3 separate regions of the Mus musculus genome follow, and regions 2 and 3 are each linked to region 1. A link is a loop called in an ENCODE intact Hi-C map of the cell type or tissue named here. Cell type or tissue: left cerebral cortex. All regions are shown on one strand. Links, peaks and the distances in the headings refer to the core of each region. The heading gives the core; the rest is flanking DNA. Region 1 holds the start of Abhd17c (abhydrolase domain containing 17C). Region 2 overlaps Arnt2 (aryl hydrocarbon receptor nuclear translocator 2). Region 3 overlaps Arnt2 (aryl hydrocarbon receptor nuclear translocator 2).

The links. Hi-C counts contacts between places; a loop is a spot of excess contacts. Peaks named below come from ENCODE experiments on the same cell type or tissue, not always from the same donor. Only the 100,000 strongest peaks of a DNase experiment are listed, where the experiment ranks them.
Region 2: a loop joins it to region 1, with 2.2 times the contacts of the local background. A loop is called at or near these places in 4 of 42 quality-filtered maps.
Region 3: a loop joins it to region 1, with 2.4 times the contacts of the local background. A loop is called at or near these places in 2 of 42 quality-filtered maps.

Annotation. Positions count from the first base shown.
Region 1 is chr7:84,147,745-84,157,691 of GRCm38, forward strand. Abhd17c (abhydrolase domain containing 17C) reads right to left here and starts at 4,149. Exons shown (of 3, transcript NM_133722.2): 1 at 3,538-4,149. The coding sequence starts at 4,100. It overlaps Gm39044 (a long non-coding RNA gene), which reads right to left. Exons shown (of 3, transcript XR_869770.2): 3 at 5,942-6,284. It overlaps LOC117997403 (a long non-coding RNA gene), which reads left to right and starts at 4,396. Exons shown (of 3, transcript NR_169136.1): 1 at 4,396-4,627; 2 at 4,802-4,940. In left cerebral cortex, for the core only: a CTCF peak has its summit at 4,683; DNase peaks (open chromatin) are centred at 1,309, 3,679 and 4,421; H3K4me3 peaks cover 2,811 bases; H3K27ac peaks cover 542 bases.
Region 2 is chr7:84,268,647-84,278,593 of GRCm38, forward strand. Arnt2 (aryl hydrocarbon receptor nuclear translocator 2) reads right to left here. Exons shown (of 19, transcript NM_007488.3): 12 at 6,689-6,840; 13 at 193-265. Among named protein-coding and RNA genes, the nearest start is that of Gm26708, 41 kb to the left of the region's middle. In left cerebral cortex, for the core only: CTCF peaks have their summits at 4,015 (motif pointing left) and 5,474; DNase peaks (open chromatin) are centred at 3,972, 5,539 and 6,716.
Region 3 is chr7:84,241,452-84,251,398 of GRCm38, forward strand. Arnt2 (aryl hydrocarbon receptor nuclear translocator 2) reads right to left here. Exons shown (of 19, transcript NM_007488.3): 18 at 9,915-9,947; 19 at 4,824-8,703. The coding sequence ends at 8,605. The region is part of intron 2 of Gm26708 (predicted gene, 26708); the gene reads left to right. All of the region lies in intron 2 of LOC117997403 (a long non-coding RNA gene), which reads left to right. Among named protein-coding and RNA genes, the nearest start is that of Gm26708, 13 kb to the left of the region's middle. In left cerebral cortex, for the core only: a CTCF peak has its summit at 4,392; a DNase peak (open chromatin) is centred at 4,417.

The DNA of each region.
Region 1 (9,947 bases), core at 668-8,667:
GAATGGCTGTAGCCACTTTTTGCAACTCTGCAGCACTGACTGCCTGCCACTGGTCAACAGAGCACTCACTCATTCTATAAATGAAACACCCTGAGCAAATATTTAATCAGAGTTCTATATTTTAAGTCCCAGTGCTAGTTTCTGGGAATAGATAAGACAGAGGTCCTTCCCACAAGGACCTGCCAAATAAACAGCAGCTATGGCAATGCCATAACAAGCACAAGTAAAGGGACTGAGTGACAGGTGCAATAGTGTGTTAGGAACTTTTCATGGCTGAGACAGATACGGGGTGGATGTAGTTTAGCTCACAGTTTCAAAGCCTTTAGTCTATCCAAGTTCAGCTGGTTCTGCTGCTTTTAGAACTGTGCCAAGGCTGATTATTAAGGAAGAAAGGCATAATAGAGGAGAGTTGTCCCTACCCACCCACTACCACTCCATGGCAGCCAGGAAGCAGGGATAAGAGAGGAAGAGGCCAGGGCAATACATAACCTTTAGAAGCACAATGGTAATCAACTCCTCCAATCAGGCCCCACTTACCCAAGTCCACTTGACTAAGAACCATCAGTGGATTAATCTGTGGGTGAAGTTGGGTCTTTACAACCCCATCACTTCTACCAAAGCTCCACTTCTGAACACTGTACTGGGAGAACCCAGTCCTCAACCCATGAGCCACAAGATGGGGGCACTAGAATCTCCTAATATAACTAGGATCCAGTACAGATCAATACTCTTAACATGAAGGACATTCTCAAAACACCAAACAGGAGCTCAGGAAGTGCTTGGGATTTGGGGCTGCCCAGTGTTGACTTAGACAACTTATTTCTCAGAGAATAATCTACGGGCCAGGACAGAGACCACTCAGGAGGCAGCAAGCTCTCTAGTCAGAGTCTGTGTAGTATGGTTAACCAGAAATTCAGAGGAGGGGAAACCACTCACAGAAGACCTCATGTTCGGGAGAGGGTTGCTGAACCAGCCAGGAGGATTTTGTCACTGGGATCAGAAGTGCCTCTATAGCAAGGACCTCAATACAGCTGGGAAGGGGCAGAGCTGAGCTTCCTTCAGACTATGTTACTGAAGGATCACACACTGTAAGACAAGACAGACAGCAGTCTAGGCTGAAGGTAGTTGGGGAATCAGCCTCAGAATCAGGTAAGCCAGACTCATACCTTTTAAGAAATCCAATGACTATAAATATGGGGCTGGAGAATGCTATACTCCTAGTTAGGAGACCTGCTGGTTGGCTGTGAGATCATCCTGAAGTGGGCGGATGAAGGCAGCATCCACATGGGTGCTGGGAAATACTCTCAACACTTCACACCCAGCGCACTTTTTTCTTTTTTTCTTTTAAGTCAAATGAAACAGAACACATTCTGTTATGCAAAGCACCCACTGGGGGTTGGGGGGGGGGTGCTGTGTGAAACATGTGGTTCAGACATGCAGCCTCACATGAATGTATGTGATGTGCAAGCACAATCAAGATGTAGAATGAGCAGCTCGCTGCAGTTGATCTAATGGGTTGGGAAAGCACAGAATAAGAGGCTTTGTAGGTGTCTTCAAAGTCTGATTCTAGGAACCAGGAGTGATGACACACACCTGTAACACCAGCACTTGTGAAGCAGAGGGAGGAGGTGATGGTCAGTCTCAGTTGCAAGGTGAGTTTGAGACCAGCCTCTGATTCATAAGGCCCAGCCTCCAAAAGCAGTTAAAAAAAACAAAACAAAACAAAAACCTAAAAGCAACAACAACAAAGGATTTGTGCTTATTTTAGATATGAGTTCTAGTAAAACATTAAATAAACCACAAGCAAAATTTAAAGATATTAACAGGTAATTCGAATTTTAACTTATCCCCAACAATGCTTTTTATATGCAATAGACTGCACCCCACATATGTGGTAAAGCAGACATACACACTCAAGTGTGAAAAAGAGAAAGGTCCACATGGGAGCAATGTTCTGTAGGAATTTCTACAGACCATCAACTCAAGGTAGTACTTCTGTGTTTCACTGTAGAAACATCTAGTACTAAAATCTATTTTTAATACCTACACTATGGCAGATTAAGTAGTTCAAGATTGTGCGACACGTGTGGGCACAATTACGGGGTGACTGGACAGCCTCAGAGAGCCAGCTCTCTCCCTCCACCTCTGGATTGCACAGGGGAAACTTTGGTCACCATGTCCACCCACAAAGCAGCCTGCACCCACTCAGCCATCCACCTACTCCACATATTTTTCTCCAGGCAAGGTCTTACTATGGCCCTGGCCAACATAGAACTCACCATGTAGCTCAGGCTAGCCTGAAACTTTGAGCAATCCTCCAGCCTCTGCCTCCCTCCAGAGTGCTGAAGCATATCCCACACCAGCACTCCACTCCCCGCTTCTGACAAATACTTCTGAAACCTGTTCTTGGGAGCAGGTGGCATGTGACTACTTGTGGATCCTCAGCCACTCCATCAGGATAGAATCCAGCCTCATCTGCCTACATCATTCTCCAAAAACTATACCCCAATTGAGGAGCCCTCCAAGACCTCAGAAGAATGTGAGCAAGCATCTTAGAGTGAATACTAAGTACTTCTCTGTTATACAAGCCATTTCTCAAGAAGCATAAGGGATAACTTATGAACATATGTGCAACACATATGGAAATAAAGTCATTATTACTGGCCATGTACTTAGCTTAGCAAATAGACGTTTCATAAAAACGATACAAAGGTCTCTAAAAAGAACAGTGCCTACTGTCATTCTGGGGACTTATTCCTCTAACGAAATCCAAGCTCATTACACACAGGACCTCAGGTACGGTTGCCACCTGTGCTATGGGGATTGCATGGGAAGGTCACAAGCACCAAAACTGGTCAGGTCACTTGACTTTCCCGCAAACCAAATGTCTAAGTTCAGAGTAAAACTTAAGTTAGTTCCCCCCCCCCCCAACCTGGTCTGTCCTCAGAATATAACAATTTGTGCTTAGCATATAAAAGACCCTGAATAAATACTTTCCAGTTTTATGAACGCTAACTCAAGGTCAAGAGATTTCCTCACGCCTATAACACTCTGCGCTACTGGTGGTGTTTAGGGAAGGTTCTTCAGCTAACTTCCTGATCTCCCAGTGCCACATACTCTGCGGGACCAGGAGGCAAAGTCCTCCCCACACCCGACCCGACCCAGCCTTAAGGGCTGCACAGGCATCGCCCCAGGGACACTTTCTACTTGGAAAGTCTTTTAGAGGTCATCGTCTCTCCCCAGCTGTCAAGGGCTCTGAAAACCCCAAGGTCACTTCTACCAGACCTTCGGGGTCTGCGCGTAGCTCAAGACACAACTCAAGCCCAACCAAGTTGGTTTGGCCGGTACATTGGCATCCCCCACAGCGGCCACGTGCGTTTAACCGGAGCCACAAAGACTCCAGGCCGCGCGGGCCAGTGAAAAGCAGGCAGGACCCTTTAAGTCTGAGCTCTCCATCCCCGAGGGCTGTTGCAATCTCGAGCGAATGCAACAATCCGGGAGCACAAGCCCGCACCCCAACCGTGGCTCGGGGCTCACCGGGTGCGCAGTGCCTGCCACGCGGCGTCGATGTCAGCGTAGAGATTCTTTTCGGAGGGCTTGCCGGAGCTCACACCATAGCCCGAGTAGTCGTAAGAGAAGATGTTGCAGTTGATGCGCGAGCCCAGGCCGATGTAGAAGCTACACATCTGGCCCAAGTCCACGGCGTTGCCGTGCGAGAAGAGCAGCGTGTAGCGGCTGGAGGGCGCGCAGCGCACGAACATGCAGCCCAGCCGGTTGTCGCGGGCCGTGCGCGAGAAGAAGACCTCGACGGCGTCCAGTTCGCGCTGCGAGTACTGCCAGTCGGCGCGCTCGCTCAGGTGCAGGCTGCACGCGCCGGGGCCCGCACCCTCCTCGGCCGGAGCGGGCTGCGCCGCCGGGGCGGGCGCGGGGGTCGCCGCGGGAGCGGGCGCGCGCTGCTCGGGCGCCAGCACCGTGTAGGTGGGTTCGGGCGGCAGGAAGGCCAGCTTGGCGGCGATGCGGCTCGGACAAGGAGGGCAGCAGAAGAGCCAGCACAGCTCGCCGAGCGAGAAGCCGTTCATCCTGGGGCCGGGCTCGGGCATCGGGGCGGCCTGGCGCCCGCCGCGGGCGGGAGGGAAGCGCAGGGAGCGCAGAGGGAGAGCGCCGAGAACTGGAGGCCGGCCGAGAAGGCGGAGAGGCCAGGGGCGGGGCCAGGCGGGCGCGGCGCGGCGAGCGGGGCGGGTCAGCGGCAGCCCCGCAGCCCCGGCGAGGTGCGGACGGCCGGGGCTCGCGCGCGGCACACAAAGCCCGCGGCGGCGGCGGCCATGGCCCGCTCCAGCGCGCCGCCCCGCCCCCGCACGCTACTGCCACTTCCGGGTTACCGCGCCGCGCGCCCCCACAGGCGGGCGGGGCTACCCATCGGAACGGACGCCCCAGTCTGAAGCAGGACTCCCCGGGCTGGGCGGGGCTCCCGCCTCTTGGGCGGGAGTTAGCGCATCTGGGCGGGGCTACTCGTTAGAACAAACTCCCCGGTCCGAAGCGAGGCTCTGGAGTCTGGGGCGGGGCTTAGCGCGATTGGGGCGGGGGTCTGAAGAGATTAGAGCGGTTGGGACAATCCTGGATTGAAAAGGTAGGTGTGCAGATACTTTAGGATTCAGTTCTCCAAAACCAGCTTTCTGTCCTGGTGGAGTTATTGGGAATTTATGTAAAAGATAATTATTGAGAAAGAGAATTGAGTACATTAAAAATGCCTTGCTTTCCTCTAATCAATGCTATTTTTTTCTCTTTTGGTTGTTTGAGACAGTTTAGCCTACACTGGTTTAGAACTCACATGCTTCTAGCCTCTACCACCACTTGCTGAGATTCAAGACTTCTTGAACAGCCACTACCATAAATGCTCTGGTCCATCTCGTACGTGTTCCCGTGTTGCAGGCGGCTGTTGGGTATGTACAGCTACGCAGGTCTTTCTGTAATAACAATTACAGCAGAGCCTGTTGGTTTTACAACAAATGGTGTCAACACGGTCCTCTCTCACCCCCATCCCTTACATCATCCCCTGTGGTGCCAACTGGATACTCCATATCTGTCCTTTTTGATGTTAGTTTCTCTAGAACTGTTTTGGCGCCAGACTTTTTAATCATGAAAGACATGTTACAACGATTTTAATCCACTATTGTCTTGGCTATAGGCTTTAAGTGATTTTCCAAATATAACTCTCAGGGCTTCTGAAACCGTGTGAACCCTGGTGTCCGGTTGGCAGAGCCTCTCCTCTGGACTTTGGCACCAGGCTTTCCTTTCAGGGGTAGGAGGTCATTTTAGGCTACCTGCAATGAATACAACCAGAGCCCCAGTGGGCAGTCACCATTCCAGACCTCATAAATGTCCCAAGAAGGATTACAACATTTTTTAAACAAAAAGAATTTTGAGCATCCTAATATAAATTGATTTACCAGTACCACTTTAAGTAGTAACCTTGTGGACTGAGTTTTCAAAGGCCGTATCTTCACTGAATCCCCAAAAGCCTGCCCACAACGCCTCTCCAAGTCTGTTTTAAAGTTAGATGGGCAAAGCTGCTCTTCCCTAGCCAGGCTTTAGTGACTGACCCCAAGTTTTTCCCAAAGACTCTGGGAGTTGTTTCATGTTAATATTTTGCCTGCTTGTTTCCCGTATTAAGTCAACGTGTGTCGTGTTTTTCAAGCAATACCTACTGGGTCAGTCGCCAGAACTGCAAAAGATAGGACCATCTCTGCCATAGTCAGTCAAGACACTCTAAGAAGACCGAAAACAGTTTTGCATGTGAATTAAACAAGCCACCAACTCAAAAATGGTGGCGGGGATCAGAAGTTCAAGGTCATTCCCAACTTTATAGTGAGCTGATGCCAAACTGGGCAATGAGACCATGTCTCAATTAAATAAGCAAACAATCAAATCAGCTATTTGTGAACATTTAAATATTATTATTATTATTATTACATGTGTTTTGGGGGTGGGCATAGGTAGCCTTAGGCAATGGTCTCGGGTCCCCACTTGGTGGTATTTCTGTGAGGAACATAAGCTAGTACATTTCACTTTAGTGCAGAGTGAAAATAGAGGACGCTGAGTACCGAACTGAAGTGAGAAGCATCTACTCTCGTCTCAGTCAGTCTTCCTCCAGCACCGTTCCTCCCACCTGACAGAATGCAATAGCATGCAGTTCATGAGCAGACAGCTAATGATGCCTAAGTCCACATCTTTGTGCTGCCAATAGGGAGGATAGCAATCATATTCCAGATGTTCTGGTGGCAGTCCTGTTGGGAAATTTAAAGTTGGCTTAGTTTAGTCTCCTTTTGCAAAGGACTTGTGCAATATGATTTTGTACATTACCAACAACTAAATAGAACAACTAAATTTTTGGATCATTTTAAGAAGCTGTACAGAGGGAGGCTCCCTGTGAAAGTAAACTGATTTGTGTCTATCTGACTATTAAACTTAAACCCTTATGTTGTGTGCCATAGAGAGCAAGCCTTGCTCACCCATGCTATGCAGAGCTGAGTTAGGCTTCGTGTGGCCCTCTAAATGAGATGTGCTGCCCAGGTCTGACAAACTCAGCCTCTCAGCACATCTGTCATATAAAAGCTCCTCAGGAAATACATTCTAGTGTTTGGATGCCAACTTCTCTGTACAACCATCTTTAGCTGTGAACATCCACACGTGAGACAGGATGCCTTGGCATTTGGGCTGAGGGAGTTTAACATCTACCTTGGAGAATAGCTGTGCCCTATTAGATACAAGGACCAGGGTTAACAGATGTCCAACTTGACCTTTAAGAACTCCTATGTGATTCTTACCATTCTAGCAGAGTAAGGTCTAACTTTGAATTCAGACCAGCAAATGTGTTTGTTGGGTCCTTAGCATTAGTCTAGTCAATTAATTGACCTGGGACATGTGAAGGGACAAAGTCATATCACAGCCAGTGTTAGGATTATCACTGCTGTTGAAGTAACTCTTGCCCCACCCACCAGCTAGGGCTAATGAGCTAAACACACCATGTAGCTGAAGGCATCGACTTCAATATTTGATACTGGCATTTACATGTTCAACATTGTTTTTCATATTAGTCTTCTAGGTGTTGAGTTACTGAAGATTGACTTGATTTGTAAAAGCAAGCCCATATTAATATGAAAAAGGTGATTTATGTATTATGACCAGAAGAGAAGGGTATAAAAGTTACTTTTATTCACCTGATGTAATTTGTTGTCTAGAAGCTTACTGCCTTTGTCTGCTAGGCCTAGTCCTACAAGCCCTAGCCTCCGTACAATCTAATCTAGACCTAAAATGCTTTCCGCCTCTGAGACTTGATGTTGAACATGATCACCTTTTCCGAGCTCTTTCTGATCTCTGGCTGGCTGGTTCAACTCAGCTGTTCTGGCTCAAACTACTGTCCTAGCTGACTGATCCAATCTCACTTCTCTCAGTTTCTCCTGAGTTGCTTTGCTTCGTCTCATATTCTTTGGCTATATGTTCTAATCTTTCTTCTCATTCTCTAGCTTCTGTCTTTCACCTGTGTCTAACATGTTCCCACTCTATAACCTGTCTCTCTAAAACTGTCCCAGTAAAACTGCCTCCTTCCTTTTTCTCTCTGTGCTGCTCTCTCTTAAGTAAAGCTGGGCATATCTTCTTCTGCCCAATATTTCTTTAATTCATCACTTTGTCTGCCACTCAATTAGACATCACTTTTCAGGCATAGGGTACTTTTTTCTGCAAACTACCACTATCTTCATTGTTCAGGATTAAAGGTATACACTAAGGGCTGAGCCACACCACAACTAGAAACAGTTTTGGGGGGGTTGTTGTTATTGTTTTGTTCTGTTTTATAACTAAAACAATCTCAGGGTTCAAAATGTGATCAAATATCCTGCAACAGAAGGTGAATATACATGCTTTAAAAAATTAGCCCTGGGGCCTAGAAAGATGGCTCAGCCATCAAGAGCATGTACCTCTCTCTTACAGAGGACTTAAGTAGTCCAGTTTCCTCCACATATTCATCCAATTAAAAATGAAGATAAAATAAATCTTAAAAGAAGAAAGGGTGGAGCTCTTGTCTCTAGCTGCATATGTATCAAAAGATGGCCTAGTCGGCCATCACTGCAAAGAGAGGCCCATTGGACTTGCAAACTTTATATGCCCCTGTACAGGGGAACGCCAGGGCCAAAAAGGGGGAGTGGGTGGGTAGGGGATTAGGGGGGTGGGTATGGGGGACTTTTGGGATAGCATTGAAAATGTAAACGAGGAAAATACCTAGTAAAAATAAATTTTAAAAAAAAGAAGAAAAAGAAAGGGAGAATAGCATTGGAAATGTAAACGAGGAAAATACCTAATTAAAAAAAAAAGAAGGGAGAAAGGAAGAAAGGAAGGAAGGAAGGAAGGAAGGAAGGAAGGAAGGAAGGAAGGAAGGAAGGGAGAGAGACAGAGAGAGAGACAGAGAGAGAGAGAGACAGAGAGAGAGAGAGAGAGAGAGAGAGAGAGAGAGAGAGAGAGAGAGAGAGAAAGGAAAGAAAGAAAGAAAGAAAGAAAAAAGAAAACCTGGGCTGGCTCAGGGGTTAAGAGCACTGACTGCTCTTCCAAAGATCCTGAGTTCAATTCCCAGCAACCACAAGGTTGCTCACAACCATCTGTAATAGAATCTGATGCCCTCTTCTGGTGTGTCTGAAGACAGCAACAGTGTATTTACATAAAACAAATAAATAAATCTTTAAAAAGAGAAAAAGAAAACCTGTCTCATCTGTCAGGATGGAATCAGATACATTGTCATATTTTTCTTCTTACTGAGTTGTGAACTAATCAATCCTATCTTTCTTCAATCTGAGCAACCCTAAATCCAAGAAGAAAAACTCTTCAGAGACTTTAAAAAACCCAGCTCTCTAGAAGAGACTAGTTTCTTTCAGCTTTCCAAGTCCCCCCTCGGATTTGCAAAGATTCTTTCTCTGTGTCTGCTACATGGATTTGCTTCCTCAACCCCACCAAACACTTTCTTCAACTGTGTTCTAGATTTCTCCACTGCTACCTGGCTCAATAGAAATGTTTTTTTAACTTTTAATTGTTTAACTGCCAGAGAAAATGAACCTGATCAAGACCCCTAGACTGTATCACTGGAGTTTTAACCCAGGACCTTTCCATACACTAGTCTCAGTGGCAGAATCACTCAGCCACATCCTCAGCCCATAGCCAGACTGAACGTCCCTTCCTTGTTTCACCTGAATGGCTGACTTTGTTTCTCGAACACAGCAACCAAGAGATTGAATTTGATGGTGGTGTTAAAGGAAGCCCACCAGAAATGACCACTCAAATACAGTTTTTATAGCCAATTGAATGTCTTCATTCCAGTGGCTGGGACTACACTCAAGTATTTGAGGACCCAAGTGTAGCTTTGACCATTTAGTACAAAAGGCTTTTAAAGGTAAAAATCACATCATCATATCTTACTTTGCAGCTGCAGGGAGAGGTTTTTGCAGAAGCAAGCAGTTTAACAGAAGCTAAGTTAGCTCAGAAATCTTAACCTTGGGTTCCTGGAATAGAGTTGAGTAATTTTCCATGGGATTCTCCATCAAGAAAATCAAGTTAAATCTGAAATGTCCTTAGCAAGAGTATAAGATGGTAGTACCACTGCACTCTTGTCCAGTCTCAGTCTCCACATGTTCTATGGGCATGAGTCAAATTGTTGATTTGTCTTTTTCTAGGCAGACATAGTTGGTTCTAAGGACTAGTAGCTTATCCAAGTTTATACTCTATTTGATGTAGTTGGCTATGCAGTTGATGCAGGGTCCTACTCTTAGCCTGATCAGAATATGAATCAATGGTACCACTAATATTTAGAGTATGGTGGTCAGCCATGGGAACCAGACAGAGACTGATACTGTTGGTAACAAGGAAAAGAAACTTATTCTAAGTACTACATCACTTCATTTTCAGAC
Region 2 (9,947 bases), core at 849-8,848, 120 kb after region 1:
CACTACCTATGCTCTGCCCCTGTGGCTTACTTCAGGAGGGAGGAACCACAGCAGGAGAGCAGGGGTTGAGCACCATTAGCACCCAGTGTGTGGAAGGAGCTGAGTGGATGTGGGGAGGGCGTCAAGTTCTGGGGTGAGTTTAGTTCTCAGTCCTCTGAGTGTCGATCAGAAAAGAATTTCCCAGAAATTCACCTGAGATAAGTCATATGACGACAGCCCATCTCGCTGATGTACCTCCAGTTCTGCCTGCTGTTGCTGAAGTTGCCTGTGAAACAAGAAGTCAACACAGGTGTAAGGAACAGAAAGGTGAGAGGCTGAGGCGGGGAGAAAGCTCTGCTCCTCACAGCCAAGTAGCCTACGCTCTGCAGATCGAGAAAAGGCTTTCCACTTTGTTTTACTCCGACCCCTGTAGTTCAGGTTTTGACTTCTACACAAACTGTTGAAAAGGTAAGGGAAAGTATGTGTGCATATCCTGGTATACGTGCACGTAGAGAAAGTCTGGAGGCTGGCATCAGGAGTTACTCCTCTTTTGTTTTCCATCTTATTCTTCCAGCTCAGCGATTGGCTAGACTGGCTTGCCAGTGAGCTCCAGGCATCCCTCTGTCTCCACCCTAGCAGCTCCAGGGTTAGGCTAAGCTGTTTGCATGGGTACTGGGGATCCACACTCAGGATCTGATCTCCTGCTTGTTCTGTGCTTTATCCACTGAGCCATCTCAGCCTTCAGATTTTATTTCTGAGACAGGGTATTGCTATGCACCCTGGATGGGCCTGTAACTCTTGACCCTCCTGCCTTAGCTCTCTAGTTGAAGGAGGATAGACAGGCACCATCATGCCTGGATCAAACAAGGACTTCAGCAAATGACTTTGTTTTATTCAGGGGAAAAATACAGTACTAAAATTCTTTTAAAAACAAAATTCAGGAAAGCAGTCTGTTCGGCACTGAGCAAAGCACCTGCCGTGAGGGTGCACATCTTCTTACTCATGCCTCAGACTGAATTTTTATGGTGGTTACTTTATCCACATCCAATATCAAGAAGCTGGAGCTCAAAGCTAGGTTTAGATCAGAGATGTCCTGCTACATCAGAGCAGGATCTCACTTCAGGGTTGAGTCCAAGGTGCTTGGCTCCTCCTACTCTTCCAGGCTCCTCCTACTCTTCCAGGCTCCTCCTACTCTTCCAGGCTCCTCCTACTCTACCAGGATGTTCAGTTAGGGGTGGAGTGAGTGTGGGGAAACAAAACGTTGAGAGAGAAAACTGGTGCTTCAAGTTTTAAAGTAGGGAGACTGGATTGCTTTCAGGGAACAGTGAAGCCTGTAACTCACATTACAAAGAAGGTAGAGGGTAAGGTCTAGACACCCCAGTGAAGAGACTCTGTAGGAGGACCTGCTGAGCAGCTGCTTTGGAATCAAACCCAGAAGTCTATTCAGTGAACTATGTGGAGGCAAAGAAAACAGCCATGCCCAAGTCCTGTTCTGATGACTCAGAACAGGACAGATTCCTGCTCTGATGGGGCTGGGTCTCCAGGGAAGGGCAGATGAGCAGACTGAGGTTCCGGGGCGCAATGGACCTGACACTTTACTGTGGTGTAAGAGCACAGGAACAAAGGCAAGGATGGAATCAGAAGGGTGTGCTGTCCCACCAGGCAGTGTAAGCCTCTTATATAAGCAAACTGGAGCATTAATAATAATAACAATAATGATAATAATAATAATAATGATGATAATAGATTTAAAAAATTTAAAAAGAGGGTTAGCAGAGTTGGGAGAGTGCATGAATGATATGGGCTCAATTCCCAGCACCACATAAAAGCAGCCATGGTGGCCCGTGCTTGTAATCCCAGCACCAGAGTTGTGGAGGCAAAAGATTCAGTAGTTCAAGGTTATATTCATATTCAAGGCCAGCCTGGGCAGCATGAGACCCTTTCTTAATTTTTTTTCTTAAAGAATCAATATAATCATTACTGTCAAAGAAGAACCGCTGTCCTTCCTTGTTTGTACTCCATTATCTGCTGTTTCCTGTTCCCTGCATCTTAGGGAGGCATGACGGCTCACTGGCAGGCTGCTCATATCCGAATGGAAGACTGATCACCAGTACTTGGCCAGCATTTTACATCTTTACAATATATGGCTATCAATTATCAGATAAAGGAGATGAGGCTCAGCAAGTTTAAGTGGTGTTCCTAGCTAGAATGCAAATATAACGGATTCAAATATAACTCTGCAGGGCTGTGGAGCCTGACCTCTTTCCTCTGCCCAGAATAAACACCCTCCATGTCCCAGAGGCTCCTGGAGACTCTGGACTCATGGCATTGACGTGATCATGTTCAGAGAAATCTCTTTGGCCTTGTAAGTTGATTCAATAGTGGCTGGAAGAAAGTGACCATCACCTGAGAGGTCACCAAAATGTTGGGGGTTGGTCTGGTGCTGCTATGCATTCAAGTGCTAAATTCCATACGCCAGTAAATTCTGTTGCCCCAAGATGAATTAATTTTTTATGTACATCAGCTTTTGTCTCGAAAGTCTTGCACCCAAATTATCTCTGATTGGTTAATCAAAGTTGCTGACAGCCTGTAGCTGGGTAGAAGAGAGGTAGGCAGGACAAAGGTTCCTGAGCTTGGGGCGGGGGGGGGGGGGGTCTCAGGTAGGGACTATAAGGGAGACCAAGGAGAGGAGGAAGAAGGAAGTCTTACCATGGGCTAATATGGACCATGAGCATGTGGCTATGAGGGCTAGCCCGATGAAGCAAGAACAGTGCAAATGAAGCATATGGCAAGCAATATATTGGGATTCAAGGCATGAACAGACAAAATAGCTTAGAGGGTTGATATCTGCCCAGCTCCGGTGCTTTAAGGCTTATTATCATTCTAAAGGTCTCTGTGTTCTTTATTTGGGTAATAGCTGGTTAAAAAGTAACTGTTGGTGTATTAATTTCAAGCATTAGTTATTAACTGTTTAAGTCACATTACACCAGGACCTCCACCGGGGCAGAGGGGGAAGCGTGCTAGAGTTCTGGGCATAACCTTCAGTTCTGGTTCTCCTCTGAGGGGCAGGAAAAGAAAGGACTAAGAGGCTCCCTGGGTTTGGAGCCCGTCATTGGAGGGGTCTCGTCTCATCTTGACTGGAAGTTGCTGCCTGGCTCTCAAAAAGACAGAACAGAATGGTTTCTTTGTGTCCAGCCCTCACTGAAGGCTGCTGCCTCCTGGCTGTACAACCTTCTGCCTCCTTTTGCATCCACCCCTTCTCTTCACTTTCCACCTACTATCAAGCAGGTAACTCCTACTAACGACCATGGGGTATATGTGATCATTGACCAGTTGGGCTTTAAGAATCCATGTTTGTACTCACACATATGTGTATGCATGTACACGTGCATACATGTATGCACACATACACCTACCATCACAGGGACACATGCATCTTTAGCCCTCCATGCACATACATATGAGTGCACACATGTAGCTATGGCTGTATGCACACATCAGGAGCTTGTGTCATGAGAACCCGAGACAACCTCAGACTAGTGCTATTTTAATAGCAGAGGCTTGGCCTAAGGATAATTGCATGTCACTCTCCAGAAGAGAGATGGGAAGTGAATGTCCAGGAGCTAGGATGGGCGAATGTGGAAAGACGGACATGACTGGTTTCTCAGAGTATCAAATCCCAAACACCAAGACCTGACCTCCTCAGTGAAGTGCACCCTGTGTGTTGCATCAGTCTGTTTTTCTGGGCTTCCATCTGTGTGGAAGGAACAGGAAGAAGTCAGAGGTGACAAAGAGCCTTTTCAGCAGTTTAGCACAAATGCTAAACACCCAATGCTTGCTTAACTCCTTCAGGAAGTTGCTTTTGGATGCTCTTAGCTGAAGGCTACCGAGCAAGCAACTCCTCACTCCTCCCCCCAAGCACAGGGCATGGGAGGAGCTTTCCTAACTAGCTGGCCTACTGCTGGCCTAGCTGACAAAACTCAAGAATGCTCTTGTCTGCTCACATGCTTGGTCAGCACCGCCCTCTACCGTCCAGAGCAAGCTTTTCATCCTTGCCACTGAACACCTGGTTTAGAAAACTGACATGTGTTGCTACTGCCGCTGCTGCAGGTGCCCCAGGGGCTTTCTGATTCACACAACTTCCAGGAGATGCTGAGAACGACTGACCTGAGACAGCAGAATAGCCCACCTCTGAACAAAATGCTTTTCTGTCTCATCACTGTCTGGCTTTCAGAAAGCCAACCCAGTCAGCCTGGCTGGCTTGCAGAGGAGGGTGACTTTGCTTCTATGCCTCCCCCTTGTCAGGGCTGCCTCCTGGGGGTGTTCCCTAGGCTCTGGGGGGGGGGTCCTGTCTTGTCTTCTTCTTCCTCTGTATCTGTCCACTGTCACCTGCCTACTTCTACCCATGCTTTCATGGTTTTGAAGCTCAAGCCTTGGGCTTCTGGGACTGGGTCCCCTCTTAAAGCAAGAACAGTAATGCAAGCATCTTGCCTGGCCTAGGCCATGTCCAGTCATGGTGGACAGGGGACATCAGCTTCATTAGCTGTGACCAGACATGTGACTCTGATGGCAGAAGGTAAATGAAGACTGGAAAAGAACAACGGTGAAAGATTTAAAAGCCCCCAACCATCCGCAACAAGGCTCCTCAGTCAGCTCTGCCCATCCAAATCTACAAAGCTGCTGGGTGCCCAGCCAGGGCACTGTTACTGTAGATAGGGTGGCTTGGACGTGCTATAGAAGTAGTTCATCAATAGGGAGGAGTTAGTGACAGGGAGATTTAGGAAGGTTGACAGTGAAGCTTAAGTTACACCCTCAAGAACAGCCTCACTCACAGGAATCCAGCGGCCTCAGAGCCCTTGCTGAGCACAGGCCTGTGTACACAACCACATACTGAGAAGGAACAAAGAGGGATAGGGGCAGAGAAGGAGGCAGGATCCAGAGAGGAAGTAGTTTTCCCTAGGATCCAAAGGGGGAAGATTCCAGAATAGTGTCCAGGACTCTGAATAGTTGGCTTGTTTTTCTATTTCCGTGACTTCTTGGCTAGGCAGCCTGAATTGGCAGGTGTGAGGCCATATTGGGAGAGATAAGCCTAGGGGTAGAGATCTGGTTTGCACAGGTGCTAAGAAGGTTAGGCTAGCTAGCATTGTCTTCTTCTGGCAAGAGCCTGGCACCTGAGAAGCCTGCTCAGCACCCTCTATACCTTGAACACAGCAGCAGCCAGGGCCTACCTAGCCCCGTGCATCTGGCTCTACTCTCATTTCCCAATCTTCCTTATTTTCATCAGACCTAGCATCAGATATGGGTGTGTCACTCATGGGCATGTCTTTGGTCCCTGGGTAAAGAGCACCCCTCCTCCACATTGTGGGACTGACAAGGAAAAATGGAACACCCTCAATTTGAGTGAAACCTCTGGATGAGACAGGATCATCTTTTTGCCCATCTGGATCTGTGGCTTCTCCTATTTATTTGGCTCCATTTACAGTTTGACCAGCAGATGGGGTAGAAGACGAATCCAGTTGTACCAAGTACACAGAGGGGGAAGATGTTTAGAAGGAGAGCTAGCCCAGAAGGGCTGATGGAGAAGCATCAGGGAGCAAGAGATTATGCGTCCCAGATGGCGTGCTCAAAGCTGTTGGACTAGTGCAAAAGCCAGGCTTCAAGGGACCGGGACAAGCTGAATGGGAGCAGCGGCTCAGCGAGGCCAGGTTGGAAGGGAGGCTCTGACAGAGGGACGTGGCAGGTTCTTAGAAGGATCCCCTGGTGTCAAGAGATGGGGAAAAGAAGGCCATGGGTTTCAGGACCAGCCTTGACTGGACCAGAGGAATGGAGATTGGGAATTCCAGTGACCATAAACAGCAGACACAAGGGCAGTCTTTAGTATGCCTGTCTCATTCCACACTCTGTCACCCCAGGCATAGCTTTTACGTGCTTTAACTCACTGGAACACCTGTGTGCCCACATGTTTGCATGTGTTGGTTCTTTGCAGGGTACGAATATCCCTTAGCTCACACCAGGGTTACACATGATACAATACCATAAGTGTGTGATATTGTAAATCACAAAGGCACCACTGCCCCCAATCCACGGCATCAGGCTTAGCAACTCACAGAATGATAGCTGTTTCCTCATGTGGATGTGTGGCTGAGTGGAGCTGCCTCTCTCTGACACAGCTTAGCATCCCATGAAGTGACGGGTAAGAGAGGAAGTGACTTACACAATACCACAAACTGGTATGGCCAAAACGAGAGCTCAGATTTACCTGTCAGCTCCCTGGATATGAAAGGTACACAAAAGGCAGGGGTCCCGGGCTGGGAGCAGGGAGGGATGCTTCCAAGCTTAGGTGCTGCTGCTACAACATGCTGCTTGACCTTGGCCTGAGCTTCATGAAGCCCACTCCACTTCCACTCACTAGCTTCAGCAGGACAGGAGACCAGGCACAGTGTTTACCACAATAGGATGTAGAAGCAGATACTTCTCTGCTTGGCTTAATGTCAAGAAGAAAAGAATGGAATGGAGGCTGTGGTAACCTGATCTGAACATGGAAGGGATGCACACCACAGTAAAGGAAACCCAGAGTCTCCCATTTTCTTGCCCCTTCACCCCATAGGGGTTTTGGGTTGCAGCTAGATCCTATGGGGAGAAAGGAGCCTCAAGCAAACCAGCTCACTCATATGTGAATAATCAGCAGAAGAGAGGGCTGTGCACGTACTTGACATTGGTGTTGGTGCAGATGACGTACTCGATCTCATCAGAGTAGGGGTTCTGGAAGGTGAAGCTGCTGGTACGGATCAACAGCCACTCCCGGTTCTTGGTGCGGAACCGATACATGACCGACAGCACTTGGCCCTTCAGCTTAACCACCTGCAAAAACATTTAGACAAGGGAGTCAGAAGGAGGAGGAAGAGAGAGCAGCCAGACAGTGTGGCCGGCTGCTGAACAGGTCAGCAAGACCACAGAATGGGGTGCTGCTGCAGCCAACGGCAGTAAGGGGGAGGGGCATGAGAGTAAGAGTGACAGGTAGCAGCTAGGCTCATACTTTCATCTGCTTCTGCTCTGGGGTCACTCTGTCATGCCATGTGAGACCAGTAATAGTCAGTGTTTCTAATTTAGTGGCTACAAATCAGATGGTGGGCACCCATACGCAAACAGTGCCTGGCACAGAGCAGTACCAACAACATAAGAGTTGCCTTCCTTCCTTCCTTCCTTCCTTCCTTCCTTCCTTCCTTCCTTCCTTCCTTCTTTTCCCCTTGGGCATTAGGATGATCCGGGGCTAAGTGCAAGGTGCACAGCTATAATGCATCATAAACTTATTTCTTAGATGGACTTAATTCACATAAAAATTTTAACCTCTGTTTGACATTGTAAAGTGGATTCAATAAACTCTCAGGAAGGAGGTGAAATAAAAGGGTAAGTCTGTATGCATTATTTATTTGAATGTATCGATCTGCCACTACTTTCATGTTCCAGTGTGGCTCCCAGCGTACTTTCATGGACACCTGGAAAGGTGGCTTCACTATTTACTGATGACATTACCAGGATGCAAAGATTAATTAAGTTCTTTAAGATCCTACAGCTCTAGTGAGTAGCAAAGAGGGACAAGAACTGTGATTTTATGTCCAAATTACAAGCTTATCTCTCTGGGGATAGCTTTTTTTTTCTCTGTTCACTTACACAAAAGTACGTAAAGAGACCAGCCCACTGGCGGCTGGAAGCATCCAGGTATTGGTCTCACCAAAGAGAAAGAAGTGGAAGATGGAGAAGCTACCGGAACGACTAACAGACCTTGCCCAGATGTGACTGTCCCCAAGAACAAGATAAGGCAAGCAGAAGTCCTTCTTGTAGGCATGTACAGTCTCTGATCCTGGGAATGTAAGTCTTCAGGCTTTCGGGGTGTGGTCGCAGATGGATTGGTGATAAGAATAGGGCCTGCTTCTATAGCCAGGCAAGGTTGGATTTCTCCTAACATCACTGTGTTTGCAGCCTGCTTCCCACTGGGAGTTTGTAGTCTCTACCATACTGCACACAGCCCGGGGACCTGGTGAACTAAGCTTTGCACAACCCAGCCCAGTCCAGCCCAGTGTCTTGCACACAGTAGCACTTAGAGCACACCTCATATGCTACATAGTCCTGAAGCAGCCAGGTGACTTCTCCCACACTGCTCCTGGGGGAAACCAGGCATAGCCACATTGCAGAGTATCAGACAAGACCCTCCTGGGGAATATCCAAGAGAAAAAAACCAAACAAAAGAACAAAAAAAGCCCAAGAAAACTGGAAGAGGGCAGAGGTCTTCTTTGTTACCACCTGGAAGAAGGCTGATGGGGTGAAGTGAAGTTGGCCTACTTAGAGGATGTTGCCTCATAGACAGTTGGCCCTTGTCTTAGTCACTGTTCTACTGCTGAGAACAGACACCCTAGGACTTGCTTACAGTTTCAGAAGCTTAGTCCACTATCATCATGGCAGAGAGCATGGCAGCAGGCAGGCATGGTGCTGGAGAAGTAGCTGAAAGCTACATCTTGATCCATAAGCAGGGAGAAAGGGGGGGAGGGAAAAAGAGGGGGAGAGGGAGAGAGAGTGAAAGAAGGAAAGATGGAAAGAAGAAGATAAGGAGACAGGGAGACAGGAAAAGAGACTATGCCTGGCTTTTGAAACCTTAAAGCCCATCCCCAATGACACTTTCTCCAACAAGGCCACATCTCCTAATCCCTCTCAAATGCTACCATGATCTATATGAGCCTATGGGGGAGGGGGGTGCATTCTTATTCAAACTGCTATAGCCCCCTAACTGGGACTGTCCTCTTTCCTCACAGGGGCCAGACGTCAAAGTCACTCACTCTGAGGTCAGTAGCCTGAAGTGCTTCCTTGGGGCATAACACAACCAGACCCACGTGCTCTGTCCAGAGTGTGTGTACCTTCTGTTTCTTCCAACAGAAAGAACTAAGGGAGTGTGAGAGCTTTTCACTGTGTTTCACAAAGTAGCAGTAGAACCTACCTGTGTACAAAGCTGGGTACAGTGCTGAAGGGTAGAGAACAGAGAAAGTGGGGTGCAGTCCTGCCCATGAATCAGCTCAGCAGAATAATGGGTATTAGGAACAGGAGCTTCAGAGCTGAAAGATACCGATCAAGGCTTGCAACCATAGGAAGGGATATGCATGCTTTGAATCCTTGATTTCCCAGCCTTAACTCCCTGTCCCCATTGCCAAAGTGAATGTTCTGTTCCAAAGTACAGGTCACTTTGTGGGGGCTAGAGAGATGTTTAGATAACCACAACCCACAGAGTCTGCTACAAACTCACAATCAAATGTCAGGGGCCAGCAGGAGGGCTAGCAGTTGGGACCTATTGTTGAGGTCCTGACCTGAATGAAGGATTCCAGAAGGGGAATGAAGTTTGGGGAAGAGTTGGAGGGTAGGCATGATGCTGGCACATGAGATTCTTGGCTCCCCTTATAGAAAGCACAGCACAACTGTGTATGGGCAAGAAAGCCAAGGAGTGATGGGGGATTGAACTGTGCTTGTAAACAGGGTTGGTAACATGACCCAGGTCTAAATAACCTCAGAGTGATGCATCCTATTGTGCTTCACTCAAGTGTGGGGCTAGTAATACAGGAGACTGCAAAGATCCCAAAACCTAGCTTAGCCTGGCTCTCTATGAAAACAGCGGTTATAGGTATCATCATCATAGTTACCATCTTCACCTGACAATCACCACCATCACCATCATTAGTGTCTTAATCGATGTTCTAGTGCTGTGAAGAGACACCTGACCACACAGCTCTTATATAGGAAAGCATTTAATTGGCTTACAGTTCTGAGATTTAGTCCATTACCAGCATGGCTTTCAGCACAGTGCTGCACAGCCAGACACGGCACAGGAGAGGAGCTGGGAGTTCTTTCTACCTTTGGATCTACAGGTGGCAGGCATAGAGAGAGACCCTGGGCCCTGGTTTGAGCATCTGAAACTTCAAAGCTCA
Region 3 (9,947 bases), core at 1,081-9,080, 94 kb after region 1:
CACTTAAAATATGATAGGATCATTTCCATGCAAGTATTTCCTAGTTCTTCTCTGTGTTGCCAAGGTTTGATCCTTGTTTCAGGGACACTGCCTGAGTTTGGTGTCTTCAGAAATAGAATCTACTCAAAATGTGTGTGAAAGTGGCTTATTAGGGGAGAGTTCACAGAGAAAGTGGAAGGAATATGGAACCTCCATCTGTCAGTACCTCCACCCTGTACTTCCACAGAAGATCAAACCAAACCAAACCAAACCAAACCAAACCAAACCAAACCAAACCAAACCAAACCAAACCAACCAACCAACCAACGGAAGAGGAAGAGATGAAGGGCAGCTGACAGCAACCCCAGGTTTGGGTGTGTGAAGGTAGAGGACATCTCACTTCAGCAAGGGGCTCAAATCTAGAGATACTGAGCAAGGCCATAGCGTCAAGTTCACACAGAGGGAAATGATCTCACCTCCACAGAAAAACTCTGGAGAAAGCATGAGCTATATGTACTGCACCACAGAAGCCAGTGGTAGTGCCTCAGCTCCTCTGAGTCATTGTCAGGAGGCTGACTGACGGGATGTAATGTCATTGGCACACCACTTTGTGCTTTGACAAAGCAGGACCTTACAATGTGAGGATGGTGCTTTGACCTGGCTTAAAAGAAAACACAAAGATGGTAGTCATGGAAGTGTCCCAAGGGGTAGACTTGTTCTTCCTAAGAGGACAACAGTAGATGACAGGGTCTCTAAGAGGACAACAGTAGGTGACAGGGTTTCTACTGACCTCTCTGGTTTGCTTAGCCAGGCTGCATGCTCTCATCCCAATGCTCCTAAGCGCCTCATTTACATCCATCACCACACTGAGGGCAAAGGATCACAGATCCATCTATGAGTGATCCTTGGGCTCACTCATGCAATGAGGACCAACATTTCTATCCTGGCCACAGCCGTATCTTCTGCCTCTTCCATTTCTTCATCTTCAAACCATTTGCCTGGGACATCCCTTCACTCCATGAGCTGGTCAGGAATTACCTCTTTCCCTATGCTTTTCAATTCTTGCCCCCTCTTCACTGAGAATCTCTCTCTCTCTATCTCTATCTCTCTCTCTCTCTCTCTCTCTCTCTCTCTCTCTTTTTCGAGACAGGGTTTCTCTGTGTAGCCCTGGCTGTCCTGGAACTCACTCTGTAGACCAGGCTGGCCTCGAACTCAGAAACTGGCCTGCCTCTGCCTCCCAAGTGCTGGGATTAAAGGCATTCACCACCACGCCCAGCACCGAGAATCTTTATTGACATGGAGGATTCAGCTTAGATGAAATGCCACCCTCTGCCCCTTTGCATGCCCTTACCTCCCATCTGTAATCTAAACACGAAGGAAGAATGCTTATCTGGATGTATCTCCAGTAAAACTAAGGGGCAAAGCTCTGGGACCCCCAGCTGAGATGCTTGTTTCCTGAGTATTTCTAGTCCTAGCCATGTCTTCACTTTGCAGCCTGCTTCTGATTTCAATGTTTCTGGTATAACCAAATGCACTCATGTGTCCACCTCTTCTCTCAGCTTCCATATCACAGCTTGAAACAGCAATAAAAACACAAGATACTGGCTTATAGCCAGCATAGGGCTGGGGCACTGAGACATAACTGGAATCCTTGAGTTTGCCAGCAGTCAATATGGGCTTACTCTAGATAGGGGCCATGAAGGAAGAGTGGGGGACCCAAAGAGCAGTGAGTTCCCTACCACTCAAAGGTCAGGAGTTGGGTACCATGGACTCTGAATTATGATGAACATAAATTCCAAAGTCCAGAGGCAGCTTTCACCAAGAATAATTTCTTCTTATGTCTTCTTCCAGAGGAGTTGGTAGCAACCTGGCTTGGATAGGTTTCTCCCTGCTTCCTTACCTAAAGACAGAGTCTGTGGATATCCAATTGACCCCTCCTTATTCAGCCATGGAAGGTGGATGTATAATGACTCAGTTTTAGCACCCACTTAGTTCTTGGAGTCCTGTTTCTCAGCTGATCAGGCAGGCTTTGTGGGCTTTTTCACGGCAAGTCCTTAAACCACATTTTGAGAACACCTGAGAGATCTCCATAGTTTCCGGTAACCCCTGTGTGACATCCTCACATAGATCACTGATGGCATGGCTCAGGTTTGTGGACCCAGCTTAAGTACAAACAAGGCAGCAAGAGAATCATGGTGACCATTTAAGGATGTAGAGATTTCATGAGAAAATCTAGTTCACATTTCTTCTGCTCTTAAGGAGCCTCGGAGGAAAAATTGCTCATAGGCTGAGCAATCATGGTAGGGAAATGTGTTCTTTGCTTATTAGCATCAAACCACTTAATTTTTTCACATATGTATTTGACTTTTAGTAAAAATGTGGAAGGAATCAGGGGCTTGGAGGTTGTATCCAGAGGCAGGCACTTTAATCTAGTGTCCTGCTGGGCAGCTGCACCAGAGGCATACTTAAAGAGTCTTGGGTTTTGAGATGGGAATGCTTTAAATGTTCCCTGAAAGAACTGAGCTCAGAAGCTGGGAGCCCAGGAAGGAGAGACCATTGTGATAGGACCAAGTGGTTAAGTCATGCTGATCACCTCATGGGCACCTTTGCCTTTCCTGAACACAGCCCTCTTTTATGTTGTTGTTTAATGAGTATCCTATTCCTAGGCTCTTAGCACATTGCAGAAAGCCAAGTTCTGCTTGTTCATCTCTCTTTCCCTAGGGCTGGGGGACTCGATTATACTCAGGAAGCCTGGGCATTCTTCATGTTAACTCTATCCTAGCACCATGCATCGGAGGTGATAGGTGTCACACGAGTGTTTAGGGAAATAACATGCTTGAGAAGGTGAGCAGGCAAAGGTAGTCTTTCATGTTGCAATTGAGGATATGCCCTAACTTCACCGGAGGAAGAGGAGAGGAGACTGGGAGATGATCTCTGGGGAGCAGCATAACATATGCTACAGCTTTCTTCACCCCTTCTCTGAATTCTAAGCAGCTCATGTCTCGTCATTTTTCAACTTGACTGTCCCTCCCTTTACTCAGGGTTACTGATAGTGAACTGCAGCACATTACGTGTGTGTGTGTGTGTCTGTGTGTCCAGGTAAGTGCATGTGTGTACACATGAGAATGTGAAGACAGAGATCAACCTTGGATAATGCTCCTTAGGAGCCATCTGTTGTTTTCCTCTTTCTTTTCTCGAGACAGACACTGAACCCAGCACTCATCTGCAGAGTGGCTGGCCAGGGATCTTCACAGATCTGGCTACCTCCACTTCCCTAGCACTAGGAATTACAAGTGCATGCCACTTATCCACAGCTTAATCCTTAGTAATTTTCTATACTCTCTACATGACATACATAGTGGCGCAATTAGGAAAATAATTATTGTAAAGAGTTTGCTTTGGTTCATTGTTTATTGACGACAGAGAGGATTACAGGTAAGGTGTCAGCCCAGGTCCTGGCAAGAACTTGGCTTTATTTAATGTTTCTTCTTGCTGTGTCCCTGCTCTGGATTCCTCCAGCCTTCACACCCATGAGTGTATGTGGAGAAGAGGCAGATTGATCACATGTACACTTTTCTGCTTTACCCTGCTGAGGCTAAATCCCAAAGTATTTAAGGATTTCTCAGTAAATGAATAAGAAAAATCGCTTGTTTTCTTCCCACTCTCATGGGAAATTTGCTTCTTAAAAATATATTTTTCTGGCTAAAAATATTTTTTATGATTCTATAATATAAGTTATACCTACTCTTTAAAGAAGAGGTCTGTGATGGATAGCATTAATTCCCAAGTTGTTGAAATCTAGAATGACAGGCAGATGGTCCTAGCTCATGTCTGTAGTGGGATGGTATTGTGATTGGGATTACTGATGTGGGAAGACCAGTCTTAATTTTGGACAGGACCATTCCCTGTACAGGGAGTCTTGGGTTGCATAAAATGTGGAAAGTGAGCTGGATACGGATTTGTCTTCATCCCTGTTTCCTGACTATGGATATGACCAGCTGTTTCAAGATCACACAGTTTTGCCTTAACTATCATGATGAATCCTATCTAGACCCGTGAACTAAAACAAACCCCTTCTCCCTCAAAGTTGCTTTGGTCAGGGCATTTTATCACATTGAAAGAAAAAACAAAGAAAAATCCTATTAAAACTGTAAGAAACCTACATATGAAGAGGCCATACCATTTCCCATGAATGAAGGTTTCTTTTCTTATCCATTTTTTAGCCATGTATTAGAATACTATTTCATTGACCTTTTAATTTGTGTTTCTCTAAAACTAAAGATATTAACCCAGAATGCAATATGTATAGTTGTTGTGTGTGAGCATGCATATATTTGAGATAGCTTCACTGTGTTGCCTAGGCTGGTCTGGAACTCCGAAGCTCACTCAGACAATCCTGCCTCAGCCTGCTTGAAGCTAGAATTGCAGGCATGTGCCACATCCAGTAGCCTGTATTTGAATTCCTGGGAAAAACACAGGCATGTGATGTTCAGCTATTTTTATTGGTACTAAGATTTCTATCTTAAATCGTAGGAGTAGTTCCTTGCATTTTCTGGACACAAGTCTTCTTTAGATATATGATTCAGAGCTACTTTCAGGCATTCTCTTTAAAGTCTTTTGAAAAGTAATTGCCTTTACTGTTTGTGAAGTCCAGTCCAGAGGTTTCTAGAGAGCCTCGCCTTACACCAAATCTCAAGAATCATTAATTTCCTTTTCTGTCCTAAGTAGTTAACACTCACAACAGGTGACTCTTTAGCATGCCTGTACTGCATAGTGTGGCTTATCCCAGACTCCCAAGGGCAAATACCTCAAGTTGATCAATTACCAAGCCAGTCCAAGGCACTCACTTTCAGAGCAAAGTCATTTTTTATTGTAATGAAAATTTAAAAGGCAGTTACATTAGTTATACATATACCCAGTGACTTAATACCTGTTAGTCATACAGAACATTCAAGAAATACAAATGATTTACCCACAGCACAGTTCACATCCATAAGAAAGGCTAAGAGAGAGACGAGTAAGTGCTTGCTGTTCTTGGAAGCCTGCTTGTGAAGTTTTCTTTAAGGAAAGAGACGGTTAGACAAAGCAAACAGCTGGGCCCTGGATGACCTGTGAAAAGCTCCATTTTGTTATAGCCAGTAGCCACAAGGATTTGCAGGCTACCTGAACTAGCCCAGCTTAGTGCACAAGACATGGCATGTCACACATGGAGCTATGTCTTCAAAGCTGTCCCAGATTCTAGGCAATGGAGGAAGCTGGCAGCCAGGGAGCTGGTGACTTCTCACCACATGAAAGGTGGCCAAGTTACTCAGCTATATATTTGTCTTTAAGATTAGTTTCATTATGTTGCCCAGGTAGGTCTTGAACTCCTGAGCTCATGACCCTTCTTACTTCAATATCTCCAGTGGTGGCACTTTAGGTGAGCATCAGCTCAGGAGGGGATGGGAGGGAAGGATGGATGGGCAAGTTAGGACATAGCAATCCATGGCCACATACAAAGAGGGCTTTAATTTTGCCTTGCTATTAGGGATTAGCAAACGGCTTGTTTTTGCTTGTGAGACAGGCTGAGCTCACATTGGGAGTGGCTACTATTCATCGGCTGGACTGTGTTGCAGAAGGAGATTGCAGAACTCACTTCCTGGACCTGCCAGATCTCTAGCTCAGAGCTGAAGGGAGTGTGCTTGGTTGCCAGTGGGCTAACCTGGGGCCTCACTATCCTAATGACAGGGGAGTGGGAGTTCCTCAGCAGGTTATGTCACCAATCCAAATACTACTACCCACAATAGTCACTTTATGATGCAAGAACACGCTGAGCTGAGCTTGATGAATGTGGATGCGCACGCTGGCTCACCCGCTCCCTGAAACCACAGTGAAACAAACAGGAGTGACAGGGAGGCAGGGTTCTAGAACCATCCTTGGCTGGCCGGGCAGTCTATGTATGGCCCATTCTTCTAGAGCTCCTGTGTCCTTACCAATGACTCAGGTGGTCCTTGCATGTCCCTTTCCTGCTTGCTCTGCCCACGAGGAGCCAATTGGACTTCAGCAGCGAATGAAGTGATGAGGTATAGAACTGCAGGAAGCCAGCATACCCTATCCATCCCTAGCCTGCTAAGACCATCACCAGGACAGGTAGCTGGAAGGATATTAACTGGAGGACCAGTATATTGGCTTCCTCTGCAGGGGACATATGAAGGGACATCTTTTGCAGGATAATGGCATTGATTCTGACTCCTGTGTGTTTCAAAAAATACTTGGGTGAGAGAAGTCCTTGTGGGGTGGGATTCTTCATTTCTGACTTCTCCCCCCACCACCTCCTCCACATGTGTTTTGGAGAATCACAACATAGAAGCCGAAGAGGTATGGAAAAGATCCAGAACTCAGGCCCGCCTAAATCCCCACCTTCTAGCCCATGGAACTCCCTAGATAAGACTGGGGAGACGCAGGAACCATTGAAAGCAGTGCTTGCTATTGTCTGGGTTGCCGAACAATCCTCCACCTCTGCTCCCAGGACCAAGGACTGAGTTGGCTTTACCCTCAACTTCTTAACAGAGAGAAAGCATGAAATGATAGCAAGCAAGAATCCTGTCCTATTTCTTCTGCAGACCTTAGGGCCCTGAGCCCAGGGCTGTCACACCCAAGAAAAGCCCCCACTTCCCACCCAAGGCAATAAAACCAAACCCATAGCTTCCACACCTCTTAATTCACAAGCTAAAGGTCAAGGGCTGTTCTACACTACAAAGCATTCTTTGCTCCTGAAGCCAGCTTTGGGCCTTGTTTTCCCTTTTGTAACTTATGCTCACCACCTGGGGCCAGCTCCAGGAGAGACTGTTTGGGGGTTCTGAGTCTGGGATGAAGCTCTGACTGTGTCACTACTCTCCATGGAAGGATTCAAAGCTGCCTAAGGTCTCTGGGGCTGGAGTTTGTCAGGAACGGGATCCCCTAGGGTGGGTTGCTGCCAAGGGCAGTCTGCTGAGCCAAGCAAACTTTGCAAGTGAGTCCTGTGCAAACACTGGCAGAGCTTAGCTTCTGAATGGAGTGGTGCCCCCAGGCTCTTAATCTCCAGGCTCATTCCGCCCCTGCGCACCCTGGAGCCTCTTGTACTCCCAGCTTCCCAAAAGCCAGAGAGAACTCAGAGCAGCACATGGAGTGAGGGAGGGGCAGGGTGGAATGGGTGGAATCTGAAGCTCTTTAAATCTGACTGACACAGGGACTCTGATGTCAGAGATAAGCCAGCAAGACACTTCTAGAACAGTGGTTCTCAACCTTCCTAACTCTGTGACCCTTTAATATAGTTCTTCATGTAGTGGTGACCCTAACCGTAAGATCATTTTCATTGCTATTTTATAAGTGTGATTTTCTACTGTTATGTATGTATCGTTTGTAACTACCTAATATGCAGGGTATCTGATATGCGGCCCCTGTGAAATGGTTGTCTGGCATCCCCAACACAGCCCACAGGCTGAGAACCATTGTTCTAGAAGTTAGTTCATAGTTCTACCTTAAGACCACTGAGGAATTCAGGTCTTTGTAGAAGCTTGGGCAGAACAGAGTCTCTGGCCTCACAGGCGCCTGGCTGTGTCTGCCCTGAGGTACCCTTGCCTCTCCTGCCTGATGAGGACAGAGGTTCAGGTGGCCCAAGGCACCCTTTTCCACCCAGAGTGTGGCCCCATCTTCTTTCCAAGTTACTGAGCAGAAGGTGTCAGGGACACTTAGAGTCGAGGTATCCTAACCCTGTACAGAGGAGGACTGGGTCTGACTTTCTGAAGGCGCTGGGCAGAAAACAGCTCTGCTCAGATGCAGAGCAGGGAGGATGCAGTGACCTTTATGGAATCAGGACACTGTCCCTCAGGCTTAGTAAGAGAAGCGTGAGTGCTCGCATAGGACAGAAGGACTAGAGACTTTAAGAAGTAAAGTATGTCTGTAAAAGGGCAGGGGACCAAAGAACTGACTACAGAGTGGGCAGCTCCCCAGCCCTGGCTTCCAGGGAGTCAGCCCAGCTCCCAGGCCCCAGTCACGCTTTCCTTTGAAATGCAGCTGAATGGGGACGGCTTCTCACTCTCACTGGCCACACACACCAACACGCCACAGTACATCTACCAAGCCACAACGTTGATTCTCAGGTTTAAAGCACACCTGGCCCCAGGCCGTCAAGGACAGCTAGTGTGGGAGACTCCCATCCTGTGCTCCTGGCTCCAGCACAGAATGCAGAGGTCACTGCCTTTCACTCTGACACCAAGCCTCCGAGGCAGCAGCCGTGAAAAAGCAGAAAGAAACCCAGCTTCTGCACCAGGCAGACCTGCTGGTACTGCCAGCCATTGTGGATCAAGCAAACACTTGATGGGTGCAAATTGTCCATTAATAGATTATTCACAATGGGATTTAAGACCCTGGCGGCCCCCTTCCGAGCACACAGATAAAGTACAATAAATACAAAGATCCCAAACCCAAGAAGCCAGGGCTGTGGGTTAGAGCCAGGTGATGCCATGTCCAGGGAGGATGGGGAATAAGGGAGATTTCTGGGGGTTCTACAGCAGGGCAAGCTGGGTGAGGGGGACCCTCTTTGAACATGGGCATCTATGGCATGATAATAGCGTCTGGGCAGTAGAAGCCTGGCTTTGCCTGAAGCTACTCAGAAAATGGAGGGAACATGCCCAGGTCAGCAAAGTCCTCGATGTTATAGTTGCCAGTCCCCTGCGTCGGGTCGCCCGGCATGGGTAGCATGTCCTGGAGAGGAGAAGAACAGAAAGTCCCAGGGGTCAGTGACCTCACCCAGAGCCTGCCCTTGTCCCGGAGTCCAGCCTGCCACTGACTGATCCCCTTGACCATCTCTCTAGTGAGCAGGTGTTCCTTTGCACAGCCTTGTATACAGGGCTGCTCTTCAGAGGGCTTCAATACCCGACCCTGCTGGGAATTGCTCTTCTGGGGAGTGTTATGCTGAAGGTAGACAGCGCTAGAATACAAACCTTTTTCTGAAGCTAAACCGGGCCCAAGGGTGGAAAGAGCCCCACCCCCTCCCCTGGCTGGGCAAGCAGAAGCTACAACAGAAATTATGACTGGACAGCCATATGACCGCCGACCAAGCAGGAGTCTGAGCATTTGTGGTTTGGGCACAGTGGCCTGTCGGGGTGATGCCATCCCAGAGTGGAAGGTCAGTTATTTTGTCTGCTCTCTGGGAGTCCCCCAGTGGAGTCTGGGCTGCTGCTAAAAGACTGGGTGGGCAGGCCCACCTCTAGCTGAGGGGATTTAATAGGCTCATACCTGCACTTACAATGTTCCAGGAAAACCTGGGAGGCTGAGTCCTATATGATAGGTAAGGTCATGTCCTTGTCACCAGCATACTAAGATTGGTCAGTGTTAGGATTTGAGAACAGCAAGGCAAGTCTTTAGTAGTGGAGGTCTGGAAGTAGCCTTAGACCCTTAGCCTAGAGAGTTGAGCACTGGCCCAGCTGCCGTGGGCTAAGGGTCTGGGGATGGGAGTCCCTCTTCCTGGTTGCCATAGTGGAGAGATGACAGGCTGAGGCAATCAAGCCCCTAGGTACCTGCAGCTCTGGGAGGCTGTGTATATTGCCCATGGTGAGCCCTGAGGGTCTTTAGCTCTTAGATGGGCATGGGCCCTGCTCCAGGGTAAGCCCCCCTTCTGTATTTCGCTCCATACATCTGTACTGGATAACTTTGGGTGTATGATCCAGGATGCAGCCTCTGCTGTGAGAGTACAGCTGAAAGGCTGACGGCCCCTGTGCCTTTCCTGTGTATCTGAAGGCTTTGGCTAGGCAGGGCAAGACCTTCCTTCTACTTGTGGGCTCCCCATACTGCAGGCTGGTGGGATCTCTTGCTGGCTACCGGGCAGGGCAGGCAGAGGTGCAGAAAGAGGCATAAGGAAGCAGAGAAGGCGCAGGTACCTACACCTACGAGAAGGCGCTGCTCGCTGGATTTACCTGGAACACTTCAGTCTGGCCAGGCTGCTGATG